2 separate regions of the Homo sapiens genome follow, and region 1 is linked to region 2. The links are chromatin loops, found by intact Hi-C in ENCODE. Cell type or tissue: PC-9. All regions are shown on one strand. Each heading gives the region's core, and the rest is flanking DNA. Links, peaks and the distances in the headings are about the cores only.

The links. A loop is a pair of places that touch in the nucleus more often than their neighbours do. Peaks named below come from ENCODE experiments on the same cell type or tissue, not always from the same donor. Only the 100,000 strongest peaks of a DNase experiment are listed, where the experiment ranks them.
Region 1: a loop joins it to region 2, with 4 times the contacts of the local background. A loop is called at or near these places in 7 of 110 quality-filtered maps.

Annotation. Positions count from the first base shown.
Region 1 is chr1:152,000,375-152,003,183 of GRCh38, reverse strand. No RefSeq gene overlaps it. Among named protein-coding and RNA genes, the nearest start is that of S100A10, 7.9 kb to the right of the region's middle. In PC-9, for the core only: a CTCF peak has its summit at 1,297 (motif pointing right); a DNase peak (open chromatin) is centred at 1,393; H3K27ac peaks cover 1,837 bases.
Region 2 is chr1:151,767,072-151,769,880 of GRCh38, reverse strand. It overlaps OAZ3 (ornithine decarboxylase antizyme 3), which reads right to left. Exons shown (of 5, transcript NM_016178.2): 2 at 2,582-2,718; 3 at 1,648-1,823. It also overlaps a transcript of TDRKH not described here. Among named protein-coding and RNA genes, the nearest start is that of OAZ3, 1.8 kb to the right of the region's middle. RefSeq lists enhancers at 1-114, 115-811. In PC-9, for the core only: no CTCF peak of the experiment used is centred there; a DNase peak (open chromatin) is centred at 1,320; H3K4me3 peaks cover 270 bases; H3K27ac peaks cover 850 bases.

The sequences.
Region 1 (2,809 bases), core at 75-2,574, 230 kb before region 2:
GGTTGTGAACACTTCTCATGTTCCTGCCCAGATTGTGGTTATGTTCCCAAGCAGCTGTCATCGCTGTGGTTCTACCAAGAGTAAGGCAGAGTCGGGTGGTGACAAGAGGGGAGGCTTTGAGACTAAGCTTATCTGGGTTCCAATAGGACTATATCAATGCCCTTAGGGAAGTTATGTAGCCTCTCTGAGCTTCCTTTCCACATCTGAAAACAGACTGGCTATCTATTTTACAGGGCTTTTGTTAGATTTACAGATAATATACATAAACCACAATAATTATTACTATAATCATAGCACTAATCGACCTAAAATATTTCTTGGAGTGATCATAAGAAACAAATAAGATAACATATGAGACAGAACTTCATAGAATATAAAATTATTGTGTTAATTTTTAACAAGAAGACTTGGAGTATGTTTGTGGGGGTTTTTTTGTTTTGTTTGTTTGTTTGTTTGTTTGTTTTTGGCAGAGTCTCGCTCTGTCTCCAGGCTGGAGTGCAGTGGTGCGATCTCGGCTCACTGCAACCTCCGCCTCCTGGGTTCAAGTGATTCTCCTGCCTCAGCCTCTCAAGTAACTGGGATTACAGGCATGCACCACCACACCAAGCTAATTTTGTATTTTTAGTAGACACAGGGTTTCACTATGTTGGTCAGGCTGGTCTTGAACTCCTGACCTCAGGTGATCTGCCTGCCTCGGCCTCCCAAAGTGCTGAGATTACAGGCATGAGCCGTGTCCAGCCCATTTGTGTTCTTCTATCAAATGGCCATATGTTGGTCATATGACCATACATTGGTCACATGATACAAGACCTCACAGATGCCCCACTAATTACCAGCCAGTACATCCTCCAACAGCTAAGCACTTTAGCTTTCAGAATATCTGTGCTCAAAGCTGTTAGAATGAATTCACTTAAAAGTCAACCAATAAAACTGGTGGAATCCTATGCTCAAACTGAGGTTTTGGTCCATATGGTACCAGACACTAGTTCAACTTAACAACCTATTTTCACCTATATATATATATATATATATATTTTTTTTTGGCGTCTTGTACACAGAGCATTACTTTTCTCACTGCTCAAGCCCAGAGAAATGCTGCCAAAAGCAAGAGAAAATGGGGTAGGATGTCAACCTAAATCACAGCCTCCATCTCAAGCCAACTAGGTAATCTTTCCAGCCCCATATTCAATCCTCTGGTTTCCAGCCAAGGATTTCCTGCCTGGGCCACTCAAGAGAAAGTAAACCCCACTGTCAAGCTATTCCCACTGTGGCCACCAGAGGGTCCCACAGCATTAGCTACAAAGCAAGAACACACCCTTTCCCAGTAAATTGTCCATTTTAAATATTTCCAGAAAGCCTTATGGCAGCCTCCCCAGCTTTCAGCCAATAGGACTGCCCAGAAACCCCAGAGCTAGCTGCTGCTAACATTGTTGAGGCGTCAGTTCATACCAAGCAGCCAGCATTTCACAAGGGGTTTGAGTCACTGGGGCCCCACAGAGTCCAATTTCTGTGGGTCTGAGCTCTCCCCAGCCACATTCCAGTATCATCAATGAACAAAGAGTATCTGTGGCTTCAGTAACTGTTTCCCTTTGACACAGCATCCAAATGTTTGCCTGGAACACCACTTGCTCTCAAGTTTTAATGAAGAGAGGAGAAATGCACCCTATCAGTCTGGCAGACCACAGTCCATGATAGGCAGGTCATGTCTTGCAGAGTTCTCCCCGAGTGCCAAACACTGGGATTCAGACAAGCTAGCATTCCGTTCTGCCTGATCACTTCACTGAAGGTGAAGAGTAAGTTGTCTTCTCCTTGGAAAAGGACATGTCCAAGATCACACAGCTAATGAGGGGCAGAGAAAACGTGATTTCCTCCCAAGCCTGTCTGAAACTCCAGAGTCTGCACTTACAACCACTATATTACATAATTGTTTTATTTTTTCCATTACCAACAAAAAGGGTTGACCAGATCCCTGTAGCTCAGCTGTACTCCCTCTCGGCCTCATCCCATGTCACACTTGCCTTGCTTCAGACACACTAGTGGTTTTTCAATTCCTCTAACAGACCCAGCTTCTCCTCATCTCTGGGCCTTTTCATGGGCTTTTTCCTCCCCTTAGGACACTTCCTCCCACCCCTCCTTTATTTGCAATCCTAGTTTCTCTTCCTCCTCTAAGGCTGGATTTAAGTATCCCCTTCTCAGAGAAGTCTTTCCTGATTTCCTACCTAAAATGGGTCCCTTCAATTCTCTCACTCAGACTCTTGATTTCCCATGATGGCACTCATTATAAACTTACCAAATTTTTGTATTAGTTTCATTTTCCCCTCTATTTCTATTTTATTTGCCTTCCTGAGGTAGGAGGTGGGACTTGATGCCAGAGGCGGAGCTCAGACACCAGATCAGATTGAGGACTAGCTAAAACAGGGCTTGGGCAAAAGCAGCTTTCAATCAGACATGCCCATTAGTGTGCCATGTCAATTTACCATTGCCATGGCAATATCTGGGCAGTTACTACCCCTTTCCATGGCAATGCCCCAATGACCCAAAATCTACTACCCCTTCCCTAGAAATTTCTGCATTAAACCACCCCTTAATCTGCATGCAATTAAAAGTGGGTTATATAAATACAACTGCAAAACTGCCCTGAGCTGCTGCTCTGTGCCTACTGGGTAGCCCTGCTCTGTAGGAGTACTCATGGAGCTATAACACTGCCTCTTCACTAAAGCTGTTTTCTTCTACCTCTGGCTTGCCCTTGAATTTCCTAGGCAAAGCCAAGAACCCAGTGGGCTAAGCTCCACTTTGGGGGTTGCCTGCA
Region 2 (2,809 bases), core at 185-2,684:
GGCTGGTCTCCAGCTCCTAACCACGAGTGATCTGCCAGCCTCGGCCTCCTGAGGTGCCGGGATTGCAGACGGAGCCTCGTTCACTCAGTGCTCAGTGTTGCCCAGGCTGGAGTGCAGTGGCGTGATCTCGGCTCGCTACAACCTCCACCTCCCAGCCGCCTGCCTTGGCCTCCCAAAGTGCCGAGATTGCAGCCTCTGCCCGGCCACCACCCCGTCTGGGAAGTGAGGAGCGTCTCTGCCTGGCCGCCCATCGTCTGGGATGTGAGGAGCGCCTCTGCCCGGCCGTCATCCCGTCTAGGAAGTGAGGAGCGTCTCCGCCCAGCCGCCCATCGTCTGGGATGTGGGGAGCGCCTCTACCCGGCCACGACCCTGTCTGGGAACTGAGGAGTGTCTCTGCCCAGCCGCGACCCCATCTGGGAGGTGAGGAGCATCTCTGCCCGTCCGCCCTGTCTGAGAAGTGAGGAGCCCCTCCGCCCGGCAGCCGCCTCGTCTGGGAAGTGAGGGGCGTCTCCGCCCGGCAGCTGCCCCGTCCGGGAGGTGGGGGGCAGCCCCCGCCCGGTCAGCCGCCCCGTCTGGGAGGGAGGTGGGGGGCAGTCCCCACCCGGCCACCGCCCCCTCCGGGAGGTGGGGGGTGCGTCTGCCCGGCCGCCCCTTTTGGGAAGTGAGCCCCTCTGCCCGGCCGCCACACCGTCTGGGAGGTGTACCCAAGAGCTCATTGAGAATGGGCCATGATGACGATGGCGGTTTTGTCGAATAGAAAAGGGGGAAATGTGGGGAAAAGATAGAGAAATCAGATTGTTGCTGTGTCTGTGTAGAAAGAAGTAGACATAGGAGACTCCATTTTGTTCTGTACTAAGAAAAATTCTTCTGCCTTGGGATGCTGTTAATCTATAACCTTACCCCCAACCCCATGCTCTCTGAAACGTGCTGTGTCCACTCAGGGTTAAATGGATTAAGGGCGGTGCAAGATGTGCTTTGTTAAACAGATGCTTGAAGGCAGCATGCTCGTTAAGAGTCATCACCACTCCCTAATCTCAAGTACCCAGGGACACAAACACTGCGGAAGGCCGCAGGGTCCTCTGCCTAGGAAAACCAGAGACCCTTGTTCACTTGTTTATCTGCTGACCTTCCCTCCACTATTGTCCTATGACCCTGCCAAATCCCCCTCTGTGAGAAACACCCAAGAATGATCAATAAATACTGGGAAAAAAAAATTTGGCCAACTCAGAATCCAGAAAGACACCTACTTGGAGCAGTAAAAATATTATTGGTCGTTTTCTGCCCTCCACCCACCCAAGCCAGGAAATGAAAGTTGCTAAACTAGTTTTGGTAGATTTTTCTTGGAAGCCAAGAGATTGCACATCACTGGATGTAAGCCACAGAAGGGGTCTGGGGAGAAAGGACTACTGAGATGAACAGCTAGAAAGTACTTCCCGTTATTCAACTATTTCTGGATCTGAGTCCAGCTTCCCATGGACTCTTATCCCTTGAACCCCAGATCCTGGCTCAGCTCACAGGCTTGTCTGCATGCCAGGTGAATGGATTGCTTATATCTAGCTCCAGAATTAGCCTTATGTACTATGACATGATAGAAGGGTGAAATCCCCTACCTATTCCCTCCCCATTCTCCCATCCAGGCTCAGTCACCTTTCCCGGTTGCCTTGATCCAAGGCCTGATATGGGATATCCAGGAAGAGTCGACGGTCACAGAGAAGGCCGTGCCAATGGGCAGAGGTCTGGGAGGTAAGGCGGAAGTGAAAGTCTAACTGTACTGGGTCCTGGTGGAGCAGGGGGTCAGTAGCCAGCACCGTCAAGTTCCCAGCCTGGAAAAGGAGTAAAAATGCTCCTCTAGTCTTCAAATCAGACCTCAGGCAGATGGGGGTGTGTCCGTTGAAGCAAGGTGGGCATTGATGGGGAGAGCCTGGGAGAATTGGAGCCAAGATCTTAAAGATGCAATAATATCCCTTAGTCCCAGGAACTAATAGCCTATGCCTATTGTGGAGTTCTCCTTTATATCAAACAATCCAGCTGAGGCAGTATTACTGCCTGTTGACTTCAACCCAGGAGTACAATAACCATTTAGGAACTTAGAAATGTTTACATCAGAGAGCTTAGGATTTAAACAAAGCTTTATAATGTGCTTCCTTTCTCACTAATAATTTCCACTTTTTTCATTATATGGGTTTTCTCTAAATTCTTCTATTTAAAATGCCATGGTTACAACCAGGCTTGTTATTGCAATATGATATGTGGGCAAGTTCTGGATTCCAGATCCTGCTTAGCATCTTTAAGCAGGATCTTGGCATAAACAGCTTTATGTCCCAGAAGTCCTACAGAGTTTGTTTTACCTTTGTCCCCACTCCCTCTTTTCCCAATCCTGATTTTCACTACCATCTGTATGACCTTGATTTTACAGTCTGTGGGCCAGAATGCTTGTCTATATAGCAAGTAGCTTTTACACATGCGTTCCAAGATTCCATCTACCTCTGTAATTCATCTTCCAACTTGCTAATGTCCCTCCTCTGCAAGGTATGCAAGAAAAGGGTTGCCCTGTCACAGCACTAGCTCACAGTCCACTTACCGAATACAGTTCTTTAAGCTGGTCGTGGTTACCCTGCTCGGTGCTTTTGCCCTCCTGGAGGCCTACTAGGGACTCAGGAGCACTGGAGGCAGGAACGGGGCTGGAGTGTCAAGTCCTCCTCTTCCTTATAAGTGATGCTGGTTGGGAAAGAGACCCAAATTAGTTTATCTTGGAATCTGAGGTGGGAAGATACACAGTACCAGGCTCTGGCATGATCTTCTGTATTTT